2 separate regions of the Homo sapiens genome follow, and region 1 is linked to region 2. A link is a loop called in an ENCODE intact Hi-C map of the cell type or tissue named here. Cell type or tissue: HepG2. All regions are shown on one strand. Links, peaks and the distances in the headings refer to the core of each region. The heading gives the core; the rest is flanking DNA. Region 1 overlaps SKP2 (S-phase kinase associated protein 2). Region 2 has its middle 13 kb from the start of UGT3A2.

Region 1 (10,050 bases), core at 1,269-9,268, 100 kb before region 2:
GATTATCTCAATAGATGCAGAAAAGGCCTTTGACAAAATTCAACAACCTTCATGCTAAAAACTCAATAAGGTATTGATGGGGCATATCTCAAAATAATAAGAGCTATTTATGACAAACCCACAGCCAATATCATACTGAATGGGCAAAAACTGGAAGCATTCCCTTTGAACACTGGCCTAAGACAGGGATGACCTCTCTCACCACTCCTATTCAACATAGTGTTGGAAGTTCTGGCCAGGGCAATCAGGAAGGAGAAAGAAATAAAGCGTATTCAATTAGGAAAAGAGGAAGTCAAATTGTCCCTGTTTGCAGATGACATGATTGTATATTTAGAAAACCCCATCGTCTCAGCCAAAATCTCCTTAAGCTGATAAGCAACTTCAGCAAAGTCTCAGGATAGAAAATCAATGTGCAAAAATCACGAGCATTCTTATACACCAATAACAGATAAACAGAGAGCCAAATCATGAGTGAACTCCCATTCACAATTGCTTCAAAGAGAATAAAATACCTAGGAATCCAACTTACAAGGGATGGGAAGGACCTCTTCAAGGAGAGTTACAAACCACTGCTCAACAAAATAAAAGAGGACACAAACAAATGGGAGAACATTCCATGCTCATGGATAGGAAGAATCAATATCGTGAAAATGGCCATACTGCCTAAGGTAATTTATAGATTTAATGCCATCCCCATCAAGCTACCAATGACTTTTTTCACAGAATTGCAAAAAACTACTTTAAAGTTCATATGGAACCAAAAAAGAGCCCGTATTGCCAAGACAATCCTAAGCAAAAAGAACAAAGCTGGAGGCATCATGCTACCTGACTTCAAACTATCCTACAAGGCTACAGTAACCAAAACAGCATGGTACTGGTACCAAAACAGAGACATAGATCAATGGAACAGAACGGAGCCCTCAGAAATAATACCACACATGTACAACCATCTGATCTTTGACAAACCTGACAAAAATAAGAAATGGGGAAATGATTCCCTATTTAATAAATGGTGCTGGGAAAACTGGCTAGCCATATGTAGAAAGCTGAAACTGGATCCCTTCCTTACACCTTATACAAATATTAATTCAAGATGGATTAAAGACTTAGACCTAAAACCATAAAAACCCTAGAAGAAAACCTAGGCAATACCATTCAGGACATAGGCATGGGCAAGGACTTCATGTCTAAAACACCAAAAGCAATGACAACAAAAGCTAAAATTGACAAATGGGATCTTATTAAACTAAAGAGCTTCTGCACAGCAAAAGAAACTACCATCAGAGTGAACAGGCAACCTACACTATGGGAGAAAATTTTTGCAATCTACTCATCTGACAAACGGCTAATATCCAGAATCTACAAAGAACTCAAACAAATTTACAAGAAAAAAACCACCCCATCAAAAAGTGGGCAAAGGATATGAACAGACACTTCTGAAAAGAAGACATTTATGCAGCCAAGAGACACATGAAAAAATGGTCATCATCACTGGCCATCAGAGAAATGCAAATCAAAACCACAATGAGATACCATCTCACACCAGTTAGAATGGCGATCATTAAAAAGTCAGGAAACAACAGATACTGGAGAGGATGTGGAGATATAGGATCACTTTTATACTGTTGGTGGGACTGTAAACTGGTACAACCATTGTGGAAGACAGTGTGGTGATTCCTCAAGGATCTAGAACTAGAAATACCATTTGACCCAGCCATCCCATTACTGGGTATATACCCAAAGGAGTATAAATCATGTTGCTATAAAGACACATGCAAACGTATGTTTATTGCAACACTATTCACAATAGCAAAGACTTGGAACCAACCCAAATGTCCATCAATGATAGACTGGATCAAGAAAATGTGGCACATATACACCATGGAACACTATGCAGCCATAAAAAATGATGAGTTCATGTCCTTTGTAGGGACATGGATGAAGCTGGAAACCATCATTCTCAGCAAACTACCGTAAGGACAAAAAAACCAAACACCACATGTTCTCACTCATAGGTGGGAATTGAACAACGAGAACACCTGGACACAGGAAGGGGAACATCACACACCAGGACGTGTCATGGGGTGGGGGCAGAGGGGAGGGATAGCATTAGGAGATATACCTAATGTAAATGACAAGTTAATGGGTGCAGCACACCAACATGGCACATGTATACATATGTAACAAACCTGCACGTTGTGCACATGTACCCTAGAACTTAAAGTATAATTTAAAAAAAAAGATAACAAGACTGTATTAGCCCCTTTTATAAAGGCATTATAAACTTTTTTTTTTAATGTGACAAGCATATGAAGTAGATGGGTCAAAAAGGACCATCTCAGGGCTCTGTTTTGAAGAGTCTTATTTAGAGGTATCTAAGCCAAATGGCATACCACACTAAATGCTTTCAAATTTTAACCACAGCACTTAAAAAAAGAGAAAGAAAAAAGGAATACAACTTAGTTTAAGCACTCATTTTTATAAAAATGTGTTTTATTGTTTTAAAACAAGTCTATAAAAGTAGAAATCACATACAAAAATACAGATTACTCTGACATGTTGGCAAAATAGCTTATGGCTGGACTTGAGTTTGGAAGTTCTGTATGTTTGAGGGCATCCGATGTCAGAGTCCAACCGGATCCTAACCCCAGCTCTTGTCACTAATCTGTAAACAATAATTTCAAGTAGTATTTAGCACTTTTTAACTATTAAGAAATTGAAGCATCATCATTTCCTGTGCAACCCAACTTTAAAATCTTCCTTAGGTCTAAGCAGATAAAGGCACTTCATAGTATGTTTCTAACATTAACAATTTTTGATTTAAAAAAAAAAAGTTAATATAAATGACTGGTGTTAGCTTTTTTTGTTGTTACATTTTGAACATACGAACAAGTCATCAATTTAAACTAGTTTTTGTGATTTTTAAGAAGTAGAATTTGGCTGGGCGCAGTTGCTCATGCCTGTAATCCCAGCACTTTGGGAGGCCAAGACGGGCGGATCATGAGGTCAGGAGATTGAGACCATCCTGGCTAACATGGTGAAACCCCGTCTCTACTAAAAATACAAAAAAATTAGCCGGGCGTGGTGGTGGGCGCCTGTAGTCCCAGCTAGTCGGGAGGCTGAGGCAGGAGAATGACGTGAACCTGGGAGGCGGAGCTTGCAGTGAGCCGAGATCGCACCACTGCACTCCGGCCTTGGTGACAGAGCGAGACTCCGTCTCAAAAAAAAAAAAAAAAAATAGAAGTAGAATTTAATCTTTTCACTTCTCTGTACCAGTTTAAAAAAATATATATCACTGATGGTATCAAAAGGTCCCACATCTGGATTTTAACTCTTATGTAGGTATAAGTAGTGCTTACTACTGAAACTGCATGGAAGATATACCTGCTTCTACTGTATATTTCTGATTGAAGAGAACATGCAGTTCCTCTTAGGGAACTGTAGGTCTGATAACCTTATATATGGATAGTTTCAAACAATTATTGCTGAGAGATCATTTAAAAAAAAAATACAATTTAAAATACTTGATTCCAGAGTAATATAAAAGTAACCTTAAGAACCTCAGCGCTAAAGGAAAACAGCAGGCAACTTCAGAATTCTCCCATCCAAATTTTCAAGAATAGAGAGTGGATTAATACCACCTTTCTAAAACAAAGCAAGTCATTTTAAAAGCTAAAGGACCCATGTTAACATAATTTGATTATCAAGTTAGAAAACCACAATTATATTTCTCATCTAATTTAGATTCTGGAAACACAGTAACTTAATGAACATTACAGGATACTTCAGATTAACCTGTCATAGAAAACTGTCTGCTGGGCCTTCAAATCCTATATTGATTCTATATCTCTGGGTTTTGTAATGTTTGGTCTTTTGTTAAGTTTTAAGGTGAATTACATGGGGTTACTTATTTCTATTAACCTAATTTCAAATCTAAAGGCAAAATTCAAATACATTTTTCTCTTTCCTATTCCTAGAAAAGATGGCCTCAGACGCTACTATCCTATGATTCTCTTTTTGTTCAGCTCATAATACAAATAGCTTATTGTTCTTCTAAGCTGTCTTATAAAGCAATACTATAAAATTAAATAGATAAAAGTTATATGGGCTATGAAGATTGTTTGCTGGTGGTAATTTTTAAGCTTGATTCTGAATAGACTTAGTAAGAAGGGCACTTGGAAGAGGTGGCTCAAATTTTGCTCTTTAAGGTATCTTGAAATTATAGGCTCACTCTCCTAAAATTTCAAAAGGCCTACAACTTTGGCTCTTAAGAGCAAAGCAGTGATAGAAGCTTTTAGAATCATTTCAAAAAGCAAGATTTCATAGTTTTCCCTCTCAAATGGCTCCCTAGTATACTTGCAGAATGAAGGCAAAGGGAAAACCAAGAATAAAACTAGCTAAGTACTCCAGCAATTGGGCTTCCTGCCTATTTTCCCTGTTCTAAAGAAGAGACACCATCCTGCAATAAATACTTCATAGACAACTGGGCTTTTGCAGTGTCAGTCGGCATTTGATGCCCCATATCTCCTGGTTCTTTTTGTTGCCAATAGTTGGCCTGGCAATGGTGGTGAAATGGGAGCAATTAATCTGTAGATGAGGAAGGGCTTCCTTTAACAGTTGAAGGGTACCATCTGGCACGATTCCAAAAACTTGTAGTGTTTTTAGTGTGGGAATTTCTCCAAGTTCACTGGAAAGGAAGAAAAAGACTTTCAGAATAGCAGTATCTATGGAAACTGTTTGACTAGAGTTATATGACCCAAATTTTACAATTTGTGTCATCTACAAAATGCAGTCTGAAAGTGTAATTTACAATAAATGATTTGAGAAAATAGCAAATTAAACTGGAAAGCACAGACCATATAGCTTGAGCAACATGTCATTAGGAAACACACTGCTGCATTTTATTGAATGAGGTTCCTAATAACCTTAGAAACTCAGATTTATTTAAGAATCCAACCATATTTGCTTCCTTTCTCCAGTTGTGATTTATACAGTGATCTGAATGGGGTTACTGTGTTATGAGAAGAAACTAGCAAGTGAGTGATGGTAAAAGCAAATGTTTTACTGCGGCACCAGTTGGAACCACCACAGGTTACATGCAAATTAAGGATATGAACTTGACCTTTATTTGAACTAGGCTCATCTCTTAAAGGGAGATGCTGTCAGGACTGATGAACTTCTTAATAATGGTTCATAGTCAACAAGTCCATTATGTGTGATGAAAACTACCACTGACTTCCCTAAGATATTTTAGATAGGGTTATACAGTTGGGTACAGGTAGAGACAATGGGTGAAAAATCACACCCTTTATAGGAGGTAATAGCCATCTTACCTCCCTACGTATTACCATTTTTTTTCTGCATAGATAAGCCAGTCCCTTTAGGTATTTCACATTAGATGAAATTCAACCCTGTTAACAGTGAAATTCTGTTTCACAAATTCTGTTTCTCAAATTCTGTTTCACAAATTCTGTTTTTCCAAAGTAAATACTGTTTGGTGTTGGTAATGATTTTTTCCTTCTTAACTCAGATCTATGTGCCTAGAAATTCATCTCTCTCATCTCTGTTTGCTCAAGGTTGGGACATACAGTACAAAGTCTCAGGAAAGGGAACATTTATTTTGGAATTTCAACAAAATCCTACTACAGATCAATGAGCACATCAATTACCTAAAGTCAGAAACATCCTTTATATTTTCACATTGTCAATAATTATTTTTAAAAAGCCCCAAACTTTCCTTATAACTGTCTTTCTTCCTTCTAGCCTATTCTATATACCAATTTCCAAGGCATCCTCCTAAAGCCTAGCTCATGTTAGTCATTCATCTGCTCCAAAACCTTTGATGCTTCCCTTGTGTTTACAGAACCCAGGCTGTTCAGCTAGTCTGAAGACCTTCCGTGTTTAACCTGCTCTTCCAGTCTTCCCACTACTCCCCTAAATGTATTTATTCTACATTCTACAAGGTGTCTTAAACCCCACAAATGTTTAATATACGTTAGCTGAGTACAAGATGAAGGCTAATTTATAAAATAAAAGCATTATCCAAGGGAAATAAATATGCTTGTTCACAAGGGGACAATAAGATCTAAAGGTATATAACCAAAGAAAATCAGAAAGAACAAATTGCTGTCATTAAGTAAACTGCTTTCTGGAATGTAGAAACACTGTCGAAGTAAGATCACAGTATACACAGATACTTATACTTAATCACTTACGATGACAGCAATCCAGCTCCAACTTTGAATCCCTCATGTGAAACTTGGGAAACGTTGTAATTACTATGAGAATTCTGGTTCTGGTATATCCAAATTAGCCAAATTGTGAGCCATTCTGCACTGGAGAATATTTAAGGGAAGAAACTGTAGGTGGAGTAAGAAAAGGAGGAATGGCAGATGGCAGAGGAGGACATGTTCTTGCAACAGCATTGGGAAAGAGATTTGGTGAGGAAAGAAATTAAGAACAGACTCTCAGAACACACCCGGGTGTTATATATAAGGGGGTTATATAAGATAAGATGATGGATGAAGAACCAGTTCCAAGTCAAAAATCCAGAAAGTCTCTAAAATTTTAAGGAGACAAAAAAAAAAAAATGCCCCCGGTATGTGCATTACCTACAACTCAGAATAAAAAATTTGCAAGCATCTTTTAAAAACTACAATGGAAGAGACTGAAGAGCAAACTAAGGGATAGCAAATAGAAATAAGTAGTTCAAGAGCCATTATTTCTAATGTAAGAAATGTAAAATCACACCAATGTCTTATGTATATTGAATTTTAGAAAATAAAAGATATTTATGAACTCTTTCACAGGATTGCTCCTTACCTTATCTGTACAATAATCCTGTTTTCCTTATAAAATCTTAAATGCCTCAACTACAAATGCTCCTACCACAGAAGTCTTTTAGTCTTATCTTAGATTAGTTTACTACCTCCAGCTTGGGTTTCTTACTTGAATGAGAAATAGGGAAGAATTAGAAGGAAGTTTAGACATAGAGAAGAAGACCAATTAAGAAGTAAGGGAATAAATATAATGGGAATAGGTCCTGGGGAAGAAAACTTTATAGTTTCCCAAGTATTTTAAAATATTACAGAAGAAAGACATTCAAATTGTATTTTCCCACTTCCGAGAAATAAATAGCCTTAAGTTCTTTAGCATAGATGGCTCTCTTGAAATTATTATGGAAACATCCTGGAATTTTTATTATAAACCTCAAATATATCAGCTGCCAAAATGATTGAAATTAGAGTCATTCTAATTCTTATTTTATCTCAAGAAACTTTTAAGCATAAGGTACCAACAAACTCATCCTAAAGGATTCACAATGCAAATCAGTGTACTATTTACACAATACCTAAAGAAATATACTCTTTACCTTAATGTTCAAGGACAGGATCTTTCTTCTTCTCTATTCTAGTGGTCTGACTTGTAACTAAACTCCTAATGCCCCTGTTTGTCTTATTTCATAAGATTTGTACAAATAAGAAATAATAATACAGTGAAGGTTCACAACAGGTCTGTGACTTCAGACCCGTGTTTGTAACTATCAATTCACACTGCCTCCAAGTATTACCATGCCATTATTATGCAGGTATCGCAATTACTATTACTATTATCCCACTGGATAAAAATATTAAAATGAAGAGCTCACAGCCTTCCCCTCGCCTCTGCTTGAGAAAAAGCATTTGGGTCATTACCTGCTTAGCTTCTTTCTTTCTGCAGAGAAGGAACAAAAGCAAGACACATGGATAGATTCTCTTGAGAAAAGCAACCCAAAAAGAATGATCACCACACTCCCCAGGGGGCTGCACAGGCAAAGAAGCAGGAGGCCAGATGGCAAGGACAGGAAAGAATGGATGACAAAGAAGCCTTTTTGGGTAGACGCTAGAAGCTCCTAGGAGTTCTGGATGCTAGAAAATAGAGAGGGCAGGGATTTTAATAAGAGTTTCATGCGCATGAATTTAAACCCCAACATTTGAGAGCTGGGAAAGTAAATCCTGCCATCCTATTTTAGGCAGTCCTTTCCCAAATGAGATACCAGCTCAGACCCTGAACCCCAAGATTAATTTAAAAATGATTAATTAAAATGCGTAGCTGCCAGATTTCCTAACTCTACTAGTTAACTCTGTGTAGCTGAAGTATCTGATTTATTCATTAATACTTGAAACTAACTTAAAAGATTCAAACTATGATTCTGAGGACTAAAGTTCTTTGTTCAAATTCACCACCCTTCCTACCTAGGAGCTGGAAGCTAAATTAACTTTTAGTTCATGAGCTACATAAATGAGTCCAGCAGCCGCATTCAAGACATGTTGGGCACCTGATCAACTCTAAGATACTGACCTCTTGTGGTTTTTAATAAAATTGCTACACATGTACATTTGCCATTAGGGAGACTTTTCCAGCCCTTTGGAATGAAATGCAGAAAACCTTTTCAAACAAGATATGATTCCCAGGATGAGTTGGGTATGGTGTTTCCCAAAGGAAAGATGGACCAGGCTGCTGCTTTCTTGCACTCCCTTGATTCTGTGGAAGTTGCTGAGCAGGTAAAACTAACCCTTGTATAAACTATTAGATTAGATAGTGACTATTTTGCCTCTGTCCAGGAGACCTAGGATTTAGATCCAGGTCAGCCACCAACTCACCATCAGGTTTGAATAAGTCACTTCACTTCACTTTTTAGACCTTAACATGCCCCTGTTCAAAAACAGTATCAGACTTACAATACATACCATCTACAGGCTTATATCTTTCCAATTTCTTCACTATCCAGGACTTACATCACTAGAAGATACAGAACTTTAAGCCCAGATGAAAGTTTTGGAATCAACTGGAGTTAATCCGAAAAATTTGGAAAGAAAAAAAAAAAAAGACACTAACCCACATTGGGTCTGCCTTCCCAATTACACTTCAAGTTTCCTGGAGGAAAAGGTTATCTTCTGCTTCTCTGCTAAGTCTTCTCATAGATACTAAGACAGCAAGCTAGTAATTAAAACTGCTTACAGCTAAACAATAAATGTTTAGTGAACAATCTGGATCAACTCAATTTCACCAGTTTAAGCAATACTCTGCTGGTCTTTCATAGCCAGTCTGTGGTATACTTATTACTAATGTTTCGGTTTCATATGTCTATTAATAAAAATGGATTTTCACACCAAGGGGCATCTCTGTTGTTTCCTGCCTTCTATTAAGCATTAAAAACAAAACATACTTACAGTAAAGTTTCAGGTATTATATCATAGCACCGACTGAGTGATAGGTGTTGGAGGTAGTTGAGCTGGAAAAATTCCTGAAAGCAGTCATTCTTTAGCATGACACTATCACTGTTAAGAAGGCAGAAGAAAAGATATTGAAAATCACACATTGATCCTAGATAAAGAAGACAGAAATAACCTACTGTTTAGTTGCTTCAACATTATGATCCTTTCCCAATTTAATGAGAAATCAAGATTTTTCAACTTTTGATCTAAAATAAACAAATAAAAAAATACCTTAAGTCTAGATGGACAAGATTGGGGCATCTTCTAACTAAAGTAGAGAGATCTAGGAAAAGCAAAAAAACATGATGGTCACTATTAAATGAGGAACAAGACAAGGATATTTGTTATCACTACTATCATTGAACATCATGCTGGAAGTTCAGGGCAATGCAATTAGAACCACACACTATTAGAAAGAAAAAATGATCATCTTGGAACATAAAATTTTCTACCCAAAAAGCCCAAGAGAATCATCCGAAAAAGAAAACTGTGTAAAATGACAATCTTTAGCTTATCTATGTATCAGCAATAGCAGGCTGGAAAAATAATAGGGAAAAAAATCCCATTCACAAAAGCAAAAAGTAAAATTAAACACCAGTATATATAAGCAAACAATATATTACAAAGGTAGCACCTCAGATCAACAAGAGAAATAATGGATCAGTAAAAAGAAATATTGCCACTACAACTGGAAAAAAATATTTCTCCAACTCAAATAACATATTTAAATACATTCCACATAATAAGTTCTAAATACAAAAATAATATTTTTGTATTTAGGGTAATAATATAT
Region 2 (10,050 bases), core at 803-8,802:
GTGGGGAAGTTTTCATGGATGATATCCTGAAATATGTTTTCCAAGTTGTTTGCTTCCTGCCCTCCCTTCCCTGCCCATTCAGGGATGCCAGTGATTCATAGATTTGGCCTCTTTACATAATCCCACACTTTTTGGAGGTTTTGTCCATTCCTTTTTATTCTTTTTTCTTTATTTTTGTCTGGTTTTCTTATTTCAAAGAACCAGTCTTTAAGTTCTGAGATTCTTTCCTCAGCTTGGTTTATTCTGCTAATTCTTGTGATTGCATTGTGAAATTCTTGTATTGTGTTATTCAGCTCTGTCAGATCCATTAAGTTCTTTTTTATACCAGATATTTTGTCCTTCAGCTCCTGTATCACTTTATCTTGATTTTTATTTTTTATTTTTTTGGATTAGGTTTTTCCATCCTCCTGAACCTCAATTATATCTGTTCCTATCCATATTCTGAATTCTATTTCTGTAATTCCAGCCAGTTCATCCTGGTTAAGAACTCTTGTTGGTGAACTGGTGCAGTTGTTTGGAGGACAAGGTTGTCCTCAATCTTGTTTCAATCACAAACAGCATCTAGAATTACTAAACTCATACAACACTTTGGTCATTTGAGTAACTGGAGTTTTTGCGTTGGTTCCTTCTCATCTCTGCATGTGGGTGTTCCTTTAACTGCAGTGTATGTTAAGTACAGCCAATAGACTTCTTTTCTGGATGTTTTCATTGGGCCATGGCTTCATGCAGGGTCTTTATTTGTAGCTGACTTCTTGTCTCTGGTTTCAGGAGGGTATGTTAGTGAGGTATTTTTGGTGTTGAAGCTTTAGGGTGTGATCCAGTAGGTGGAACTTAGGCTTATTGGTTAGTTGGTAAACTCTTACTTGGTTATGTGTCTCCCTTATGTTTCCTCATGGTTACAACTGTGTTCCTTCTTAATGCTCTGAGGGTGTGGGTTTCTCTCCCCATTGAGTGCTGGCTGTAGATCATGGCTTGGCATTCTTGGGCTTTCCACTACAGCTCTGGGGTGATCTCAGTGTTTATGTTCCTTTCCCAACTTGAAAGGAGCAAAAGAAGGGATCTTAGTAGTGGTTGTGGCCAAGGGCATTTTGCTTGTCTTCTAGGGGTTCCACCCCAGAGAGATGCAAGTCAGCAAATGCTGAGTGCAATCAGCTCAGGATGAAGGGTCTGTATTGTGGACCAAGCCAGGGGTTCCCTGTCTTAAGATGAGCAGTGAGGGGTATGTGGGACCCATGGGAGATGGACTGGCCTCCTCTCCTTAGGTCAACTGCAGCTTATTGGAGGTGTGAACAAAGCACTTAGGGTCTTTGCTTGTTTGTTAGTTGAAGGGTAGCAAAGGCAGTTCTACTGCAGAGGCAGTGGCAGAGAGGCTTTCAATTGCCCCTGGAGGCTCTGTCCAGAGAGTTGCCAGATTGCTACTGGCTTGATAGCTCTGGGGTTGGGGGCAGTTGCTGGAGGCCGAGGGCTGGAGGACATGCCTGATGAGGAGATATCGGAAAGGGCACCCATATTACGGTCTGGCCACTTTTCCATAGGGCTGTTGCAGTATGCTGGGGGTGCACTCCAGTCTGCAGTCACCTCAGATTTTCCAGTACCTAGAGGTATCACCATTGAAGGCTGTAAAACAGCAAAGATTGAGCTCTGTCCTAGGGAGGTATGGACCTGTTGCTGGCCCATACACACCTATAGGAGGTGGCTGGAGATCCTGGTTGGGAGGCCCTGTCTGGTGAGGAGGAAAGGATCGGGGACCTGGTTAAAAAAACAGTCTGGCCACATTTTCGTAGAGCAGCTGTGCTGTGCTGGGGGTCCACTTCAGCCCCTGATCGCCTTGGACTCTCCAAAATCTAAAGGCCAGAACAGCTAAGTCACCCAAACAACAAAGATGGCAGCCCCACTGTCCCTCTGGGAGCTCTGTCCTAGGGAGGTTTCAAAACTCTGTTGGCTGGAGAGCACTGGCAGGGGTGGCTGGAGACCCTGGTTGGGAGGTCCTGCCCATTGAGGAGGAATGGGATTAGGGACCCATTTTGAAAAGCAGTCTGTACAGGTTTTCACAGAGCAGCTGTCAAATTCTTTTTTTTCTACTTGCTAGATTTCTATCAAGCTGTTGAGGATTTCTATTGAGTTTTTCAGCCAGATATTGTATAGAATTTCTGTTGGCTTATTTTTATGGTTTCTGTCCCTTTGTTGCACTTTCCATTTTGTTCCTGTAGTGTTTTTCTGATATCACTTAGTTGTCTATCTGTTCTCTTGTAACTCACTAAGCTTCTTTAAAATGATTATTTTTTGTTTTTTTTTTTTTGGTCAGGCCGTATGTAGATTTCTATTTATTTTGGGTCAGCCACCAGAGCTTTATAGTGTTCCTTTTGTAATACCATAATTCATTGATTCTTTGTGTTCTTTGAGGGTTTTCTTTCTTTGTTTGCATTTGCAAAAGTAGTCACCTATGTCAGTCTACTTTCTAGCATTGCGAGAGATAGACCTTCCTCAGTAAGTCCCACTAGAGATTCTGGGGTCTCTCAGACCTTTTCTATGGATGCATCTGCTTCACTCCTCTTGTTCCCTCTAAGGGAGGAAGTCTTATGATTATGTTCTGTCTCTCAGTCCTGTAAAACCAGACCTGGTACTGAGAGTTTATCTGTTTTACCCAACAATGCCCCAAAGTTTTCAAGGTTGTGTGCTTCTTTTCACATTCCAATGGAGTTGAACCTGCTGCTAAAATCTGCATCTGCTATTCAGATCCATGTGCCATTTGCAGGAGTACTTAGGCCTTGTGCACAGAGATGCACAGGGCAACATCCTGGATGGACACACAGTATGTTTAAGGCATGCATTAGTTTGTTAATGGGGGAGTCTGCCAGCAAGTTTTCCTTGTGTGGGGTTTATGGGTGGGCCTTTTGCTAGAATCCTCAAGCCACTTAGCAGAATCCATGTCCAGCTATTGAGAATCACACACCAGTTGCTGTGTACTTCTTCCCCTTCTCAATGCTTCTAGCTGTCCCAGACATTTCAATTTTCCTGATCCCCTTAATGTTCTGGGTGGGCAGTGTACCACAGGCTGAGAAAACTTGTAATTCAGTTTTCATTTTCTCCTTTGGGAGAAACTGTGGGCTAAGAAGGACTCCCTGGGCACTGAGCTGTGCCACCTGCTACTTAATTTCTATTCTTGTGTCTTCTTTGGGTGAATTAGAGGTATACTGTTATTACACCGCTTTATTTCCCCTATTGACTTTTTAGTTTGTATGTGTGTGTGTGTGTGTGTGTGCATGTGTGTGGGTGGGTGTGTATGTTCATGTGTATTTGTATGTGTATGCGTACGTGTATCTAGTGGTTCCCTTAGGGATTATAACATGCATTTTAATTTATTGATCTATATTCAAAAATTGTCTATTTCATAACTAGATATAAAGAAATCTTCCTCATCTAATAAAAAGTATTTACAAATTCTAAACTGACGTAGCATTCAATGGTGAAAAAATAACTCTATTTCTTTTCCCTAAAGTCAGGAACATGACAGGCAGGTCCACTCTCGCCATTTCCTTTCAACATTATATGGAAGTCCATGGAATGCAATTAGGCCAAAAAATAAAATAAAAAAGAAAGAATAAAACTCTTGGCAGATTATGCATTTAGGTACATGGAAAATCCAAGGGAATCACAAATGGTTCAGTAAACTCTCAGTACCAGGTCTGGTTTTACAGCTATTACTAAATGAACCCAACCTTGTCATAGGATAAAAGGTCAGTTTACAAATATCAATTGTATTTCTATATACCAGAAATAAACAATTGAAAATTGACATAAAATGTCATAGTACATTTTATAATAATCATAAAACAAAATCTTTTAAATAAATTAAATGATCTGTACACTGAAAACTATAAAACCTTGGAAAAAATTGAAGAGGATGTAATTAACTGGAGATGGATTGGAAGAATTAACATTGTGAAGAAATCAATTTACCCAAATTGATGTCTAGATTCAATTAAATCTTGAGAAAACTATAAAATTACTATATAATTATACTATAAATGTCTTTGTTAAAATTAACAAGTTGTTTGCAATGTGGAATAGGAGAACTTCAGAAAAATTAGAATTCCAGATTTCAAGATTTACTTTAAAGCTACTGTGATTAAGGCAGTATAATATTAGAATAAGGCTATCAAGGTCGATCAATGAAACAGAATAGTAGTATTCAGAAATAACCCCACAAAAAATGATCTTTTGTTTTATGACCAAAACCCCAATACAATGTGGAAATAAAAGTTAAAAAATTTTTCCCAATAAATGTTGCTGAAGCAATTATATACCCACATGGAAAAAATGCCCAGCACTGTACATAGAAAATTTGAAATGAATCATAGACTGAAGTATAATAGATAAATCAATAAAGATTCTGGAAAAAAACAAGCGATGTATTTTTGAACTCAGAATATGCAAGGTATTTTTTATTGGACAGTATGAAAAGCACTAATCTAAACATAAAAAAATAAATACCTTAGAATTATGAATAGGAAATTCCATTAATCAAAAGATACCGTTAGGCGAATAAAGGACCAGTCATATACTGGGAGAAGACAGCACCCAATGTATATTGAACAAAGGACTCTGATCGAGAATATATATAAATTCCTACAAAAAATAAGACAAAACAAAAAAAATCCCACATAATTTGAAAAATGACAAAATACTTGCTTAGGCATTTCATAAACAAGGCTACCCAAATTGCCAATAATATATTTCAAAAGTATGCAACATCATTGGTAATCAGGAAAATGCAAATTAAAACAAGGAGATATTAATAACTAACACTAAAAAGACTTACTGACAATTCCAGATTTGGGAAGGCTGTGGGGCAAGTTGAACTCTCATACATTGCTGGTGGTAGTGGAAACTGGTACAATCCTTAGAAGAACTCTTTAGTAATATCTAAGAAAGCTTAACCTACCCTACCTTGTGATCAAGGAATTCCACTCCTAGATTCATACCAAGATAAATGAATGCACATTTCCAACAAAAGGCATGCATAAGAATGTTCATTGTAGCTTTATTTATGATGGTAAGAGCTGGTAACAATCAGATTCTCATTAACAATAGAATGGGATGAAGGGTGGGGTCCAACTTCCCCTCCCTATATGGAGCAGCCGTGCCCCGGCAACTGAGGACAGACCATGAAGTTTCCTGCTCTGGACTGGGGGAAGAAATTCTGCCCTGACCCCCATACTAGTGGTATCCCTCAGAGAGGTCAATCTGTGGTGTACAGCTACACTGTGGCCGGGAACCAAAGAACAAAGCCTTTGTAAACAGGTCATGAGCCCTGTGACGGGGCATGATATGGAAGCAGATCGTGTTCCTGCCAGCTCAGGACAAGGAGCTGATGCACTTTCTGCTCCACCTTCCCGTGAGACTTCAGCATACTCCAACAGGATCTCTTTCTGCCATCCTCATCAGGGAGGGCACGTACACTAGGCATCAGCCTACCTGGTAGCTCTTACTTTTTATCGCCATCTACTGGGCTCCATCTGAACTCCACCACTAAACAAAAAATACATAGCTACAGCAAACAGCATCTGAGATAGCTTGTGGATAGGTTCCACCGCCTAGAACCCATCCACAACCAAGGAACCCGTACAGAATACTTGTCTCCTGAAAGCACCTAGAAACTAAGCCAAATGATCATACACAATATGCACCACAGTCATACACCCCCAAGGGAAAAAATTAAAAAATGAAAAAGCCTCACCCAAATGATAGCAAATTCAAAAAAAGAAGTTACAGCATCTTTGGATGAGAAGGAATCAGCACAGGAACTCCAGTAGTACAAAAAGCAACAGTGTTTTACACTTCCAAAGGATCACACCAGCTACCTAGTAATGGATCCTAACTAGACGGAAATGTCTGAAATGAAAGGTAACTCAAAATATGAATTGCAAGGAAACACAATGAGATCCAAGAGCAAGTTGAAATCTAATACAAAGAAACCAGAAAAATGATCCAGGATATGTAAGTTGACATAGTTATATTAAGGAAGAACCAAACAGAATTTCTGGAATAGAAAAATTCACTACAGAGATTTCAAAATACAGCTGGAAGACATAACAATAGAAAAAACTAAGCAGAAGTGATGGCAGCGGCAGCTCCAGATGGCCTGCCGCTGCCATCACGCAGGCTGCAGTAGAGGGGTGTGGACGGGGTTGCACGACCAAGGAGCAGGCAGGAGCCGCAGCCCCACGGAGCAGGCAGGAGTCGCACGCCCCATGGAGCAGGCAGATCTAAGCCTCCCTGTGCTCTTGAGGTCCAGGAGCAGGCAGGAACCCTGCCCTCCTGGGTGCCACTGCAGCTGCCCAAACCACAGCTGCAGATCCAGGCTAAAAGGAGTTCTGAGCATGGAACAATACCTGCTACAACAAAAGCACGTGTAAGTAAAGCCCATAGACTCTACATAAAACAACTACATAATAGAAACTACAAAGCAACTAGCTAACAACTAGCAACTGGCTAATAATACCACAATAGAAACAAAACCTCACATATCAATATTAACCTTGAGTGTAAATGGCCTAAATGCGCTCCTTAAATGACATAGAATGGCAATATGGATAAAAAACAGATTTAACCCTCTGCTGCCTTCATGACATCCATCTCACGTGTTCAAAATAAAAGGATAGAGAAAGATCTATCACTGAAATGGAAAATGAAAAGAAGCAGGGGTAGCAATTCTTGTATCAGATAAAACGGACTTTAAACCAACAATAGTAAAAGAGAACAAAGAAGGGCATTATGTAATGATAAATGGTTCCATTCAACAAGATGATTTAACTATCCTAAATATATAGGCATTCAATATTGGAGCACCCAGATTTATAAGACAATTACTTCCAGAAGTAAGAAAGGAGATAAACAGCCATATAATAACATAATAACAGCATTAGACAGATCACAGAGACAGAAAACTAACAAAGAAATTCTGGACTTAAATTTGATACTTGACCAAACAGAACTAATAGACATCTGGTGAATACTCCAGCTAACAACCACAGAATATATGTTATTCTCATCTGTGCACAGAACTTTCTCAAAGATTAACCACATGCTCAGTCATAAAGCAAATCCTAACCAATTTAAAAAAATGAAATTGCACCAAGCATCATCATGCACCGCAGTGGAATAAAATTAGAAATCAATACCAAGAGGAGCTCTGAAAACCACACAATTACATGGAAACTAAACAACTTGTTCCTGAAAGACTTTAGGGTACATAATAAAATTAAGAGAGAAATAAAAAATTATTTGAAATGAATGAAAATAGAGGTATAATATACCAAAATCTCTGGAATACAGCAAAAGCAGTGGTAAGAGGAAAGTTTATAGTGCTAAATGCCTACATCAAGATAGAAAAATCTCAAATTAACAATTTAATGTTGCACCTGAAAGAACAAGAACAAGAACAAACAAAAGAACAAGAACAAACATACAAGAACTAAACTCAAAGCTAGCAGAAGAAAAGAAATAACTAAAATCAGTGCAGAAACAAATGAAATTGAGACCCCCAAAGCCATAAAAAGGATCAATGAAATAAAAAGTTAGTTGTTTGAAAGGATAAACAAGATTGATAGACCACTAGCTAGATGCAGGGAAAAAAGAGAGAAGATACAAATAACTACAATCAGAAAGGGCAAAGGTGACATTACAACTGATTCCACAGAAATATAAAAGATCCTCAGAGACTGCTATGAACATCTGTATGGGCACAAACTAGAAAATTTAGAGTAAATGCATAAATTCCTGGAAATACCCAGCCTCCCAAAGTTGAACCAGGAAGAAATGGAAACCATGAATAGACCAATAATGAGTTTTGGAGTTGTATAAGTAATAAAAATTAACCCACTATAAAAAATTCGGCCAGGTGCAGTGGCTCATGTCTGTAATCCCAAAACTTTGGGAGGCTGAGATGGGTGGAATGTTTGAACCCTGGAATTTGAGACCAGCCTGGGCACCAATGTGAAATCTCATCTCTACAAAAAATACAAAAATTAGCCATGTATGGTGGTGTGTGCCAGTAGTCCCAGCTACTTGGGAGGCTGAGGTGGGAAGATTTCTTGAGCCCAGGGAGTCAAGGCTGCAAGAAGCTGTGATCACTCCACTTCACTGCACCCTGGGTGACAGAGTGAGACCGTTTTTTTGTTGTTTTTGTTTTCGTTAAAAAACAAAACATCCTGCTCCATCCTGGAGCAGATGGATTTATAGCTGAATTCTAACAGACATACAAAGAAGAGCTGGTGCCAATGTTACTGAAATTATTCCAAAAAGTAGAGGAGGAGGGATTCCTCCATAACTCATTCTAAGAAACCAGTGTCATCCTGATACAACATCTTTCAAGGACACAACAAAAAAAGGAAACTATAGGCCAATATCGCTGGTGAACAAAGATGCAAAAATCCTAAACAAAATACCTGCAAAGCGAATCCAGCAGCACATCAAAAAGATAATTCACCATGATCAAGTGGCGTTTATTCCTGAGAAGCAATGATGCCTCAAGATGTGCAAATCAATAAATGAGATTCACCACATAAACAGAGTTAAAAACAAATACCATTTGGTTATTTCAATATATACAAGAAAGCTTTTGATAAATCCAACAACACTTCATGATAAAAACACTCAACAAACTAGGCATTAAAGAAGCATACATGAGAACCATCTATGATAAACCCACATCCAACATCATACGGAATAAACATAAGTTGGAAGCATTCCCCCTAAGAACCGGAAAAAGGAAAGGATATCCACTCTTACCATTTCTATTCAACATAGCGCTGGAAGTCCCAGCCCGAGCCATCAGGCAAGGGAAAAAAAAATAAAAGACATCCAAATTTAAAAAAAGGAAGTAAAATTATCTCTCTTCAATGACGATATGATTCTATACCTAGAAAACCCTAAAGCTTATTCCAAGAGGCTCCTAGACTAGATAAATGACCAGTAAAGTTTCAGGATAAAAAATCAATGTACAAAAATCATTTACACTTTTACACATCAACAGTGTTCAAGCTGAGAACCAAATCAAAGATGCAATTCTGATTATTATGCATATTATGCATTGCATGCCTGTACCAAAATACCTCATGTATCCCATAAATATATACACCTACTATGTGCCCACAAAAGTTAAAATTTAAAAATAAAAAAATGCAATCCTAGGCCGGGCATGGTGGCTCACGCCTGTAATCCCAGCAATTTGGGAGGCCGAGTGGGGCAGATCACTTGAGGCCAGGAGACCGAGACCAGCCTGGCCAACATGGTGAAACCCTGTCTCTACTAAAATACAAAAATTAGCTGGGCATGGTGGTGGGTGCCTGTAATCCCAGCTACTCAGGAGGCTGACGCAGGAGAATCGCTTGAACCTGGGAGGAGGAGTTTGCAGTGAGCTGAGATCGTGCCACTGCACTCCAGCCTGTGTCTCAAAAAAAAAAAAAAAGGCAATTCTATTCACAATCACCAATAGAACCCCACAAAATACCTAGGCATATATCTAAACAAGGAAATGAAAGATCTCTGCAAGGAGAACTACAAAACACTGCTGAAAAAAAAATTGTAGACAACACAAAACAAATGGAAAAACATTCCATGCTCATGGATTAGAAGAATCAATATTGTTAAAATGTCCATACTTCCCAAAGCAGTCTAGAGATTCAAAACTATTCCTATGAAATTACCAACATCATTTCTCATTGCATTAGAAAAAAACTGTTCTAAAATTCATATGGAACCAAAAAAAGAACCCAAACAGCCAAAGCAATCATAAGCAAAACAACAACAAAGCCAGGCATCACATTACCTAACTTCAAACTATCCTGAAAGTCGACAGAAACCAAAACAGCATGGGGCTGGTACAAACATAGACACATAGATAAATGAAACAGAACAGCGAATCTAGAAATAAAGCCACACACCTACAGCCAACTGATCTTTGAAAGGTGGACAAAAATGAACAATGGAGAAAGAACACCCTATTCAATAAATGGTGCTGGAAAATTGGCTAGCTGTATGCAGAAG

What was found. Hi-C counts contacts between places; a loop is a spot of excess contacts. Peaks named below come from ENCODE experiments on the same cell type or tissue, not always from the same donor. Only the 100,000 strongest peaks of a DNase experiment are listed, where the experiment ranks them.
Region 1: it touches region 2 in a loop (4-fold over the local background); 6 of 110 quality-filtered maps call a loop at or near these places.

Annotation. Positions count from the first base shown.
Region 1 is chr5:36,176,455-36,186,504 of GRCh38, reverse strand. It overlaps SKP2 (S-phase kinase associated protein 2), which reads right to left. Exons shown (of 10, transcript NM_005983.4): 8 at 9,489-9,540; 9 at 9,213-9,320; 10 at 2,186-4,687. The coding sequence ends at 4,474. Among named protein-coding and RNA genes, the nearest start is that of SKP2, 29 kb to the right of the region's middle. In HepG2, for the core only: a CTCF peak has its summit at 8,340 (motif pointing left); DNase peaks (open chromatin) are centred at 5,564, 5,834 and 8,334; H3K4me3 peaks cover 462 bases.
Region 2 is chr5:36,074,810-36,084,859 of GRCh38, reverse strand. No RefSeq gene overlaps it. Among named protein-coding and RNA genes, the nearest start is that of UGT3A2, 13 kb to the right of the region's middle. RefSeq lists an enhancer at 5,396-5,445. In HepG2, for the core only: a CTCF peak has its summit at 5,506 (motif pointing left); a DNase peak (open chromatin) is centred at 5,479.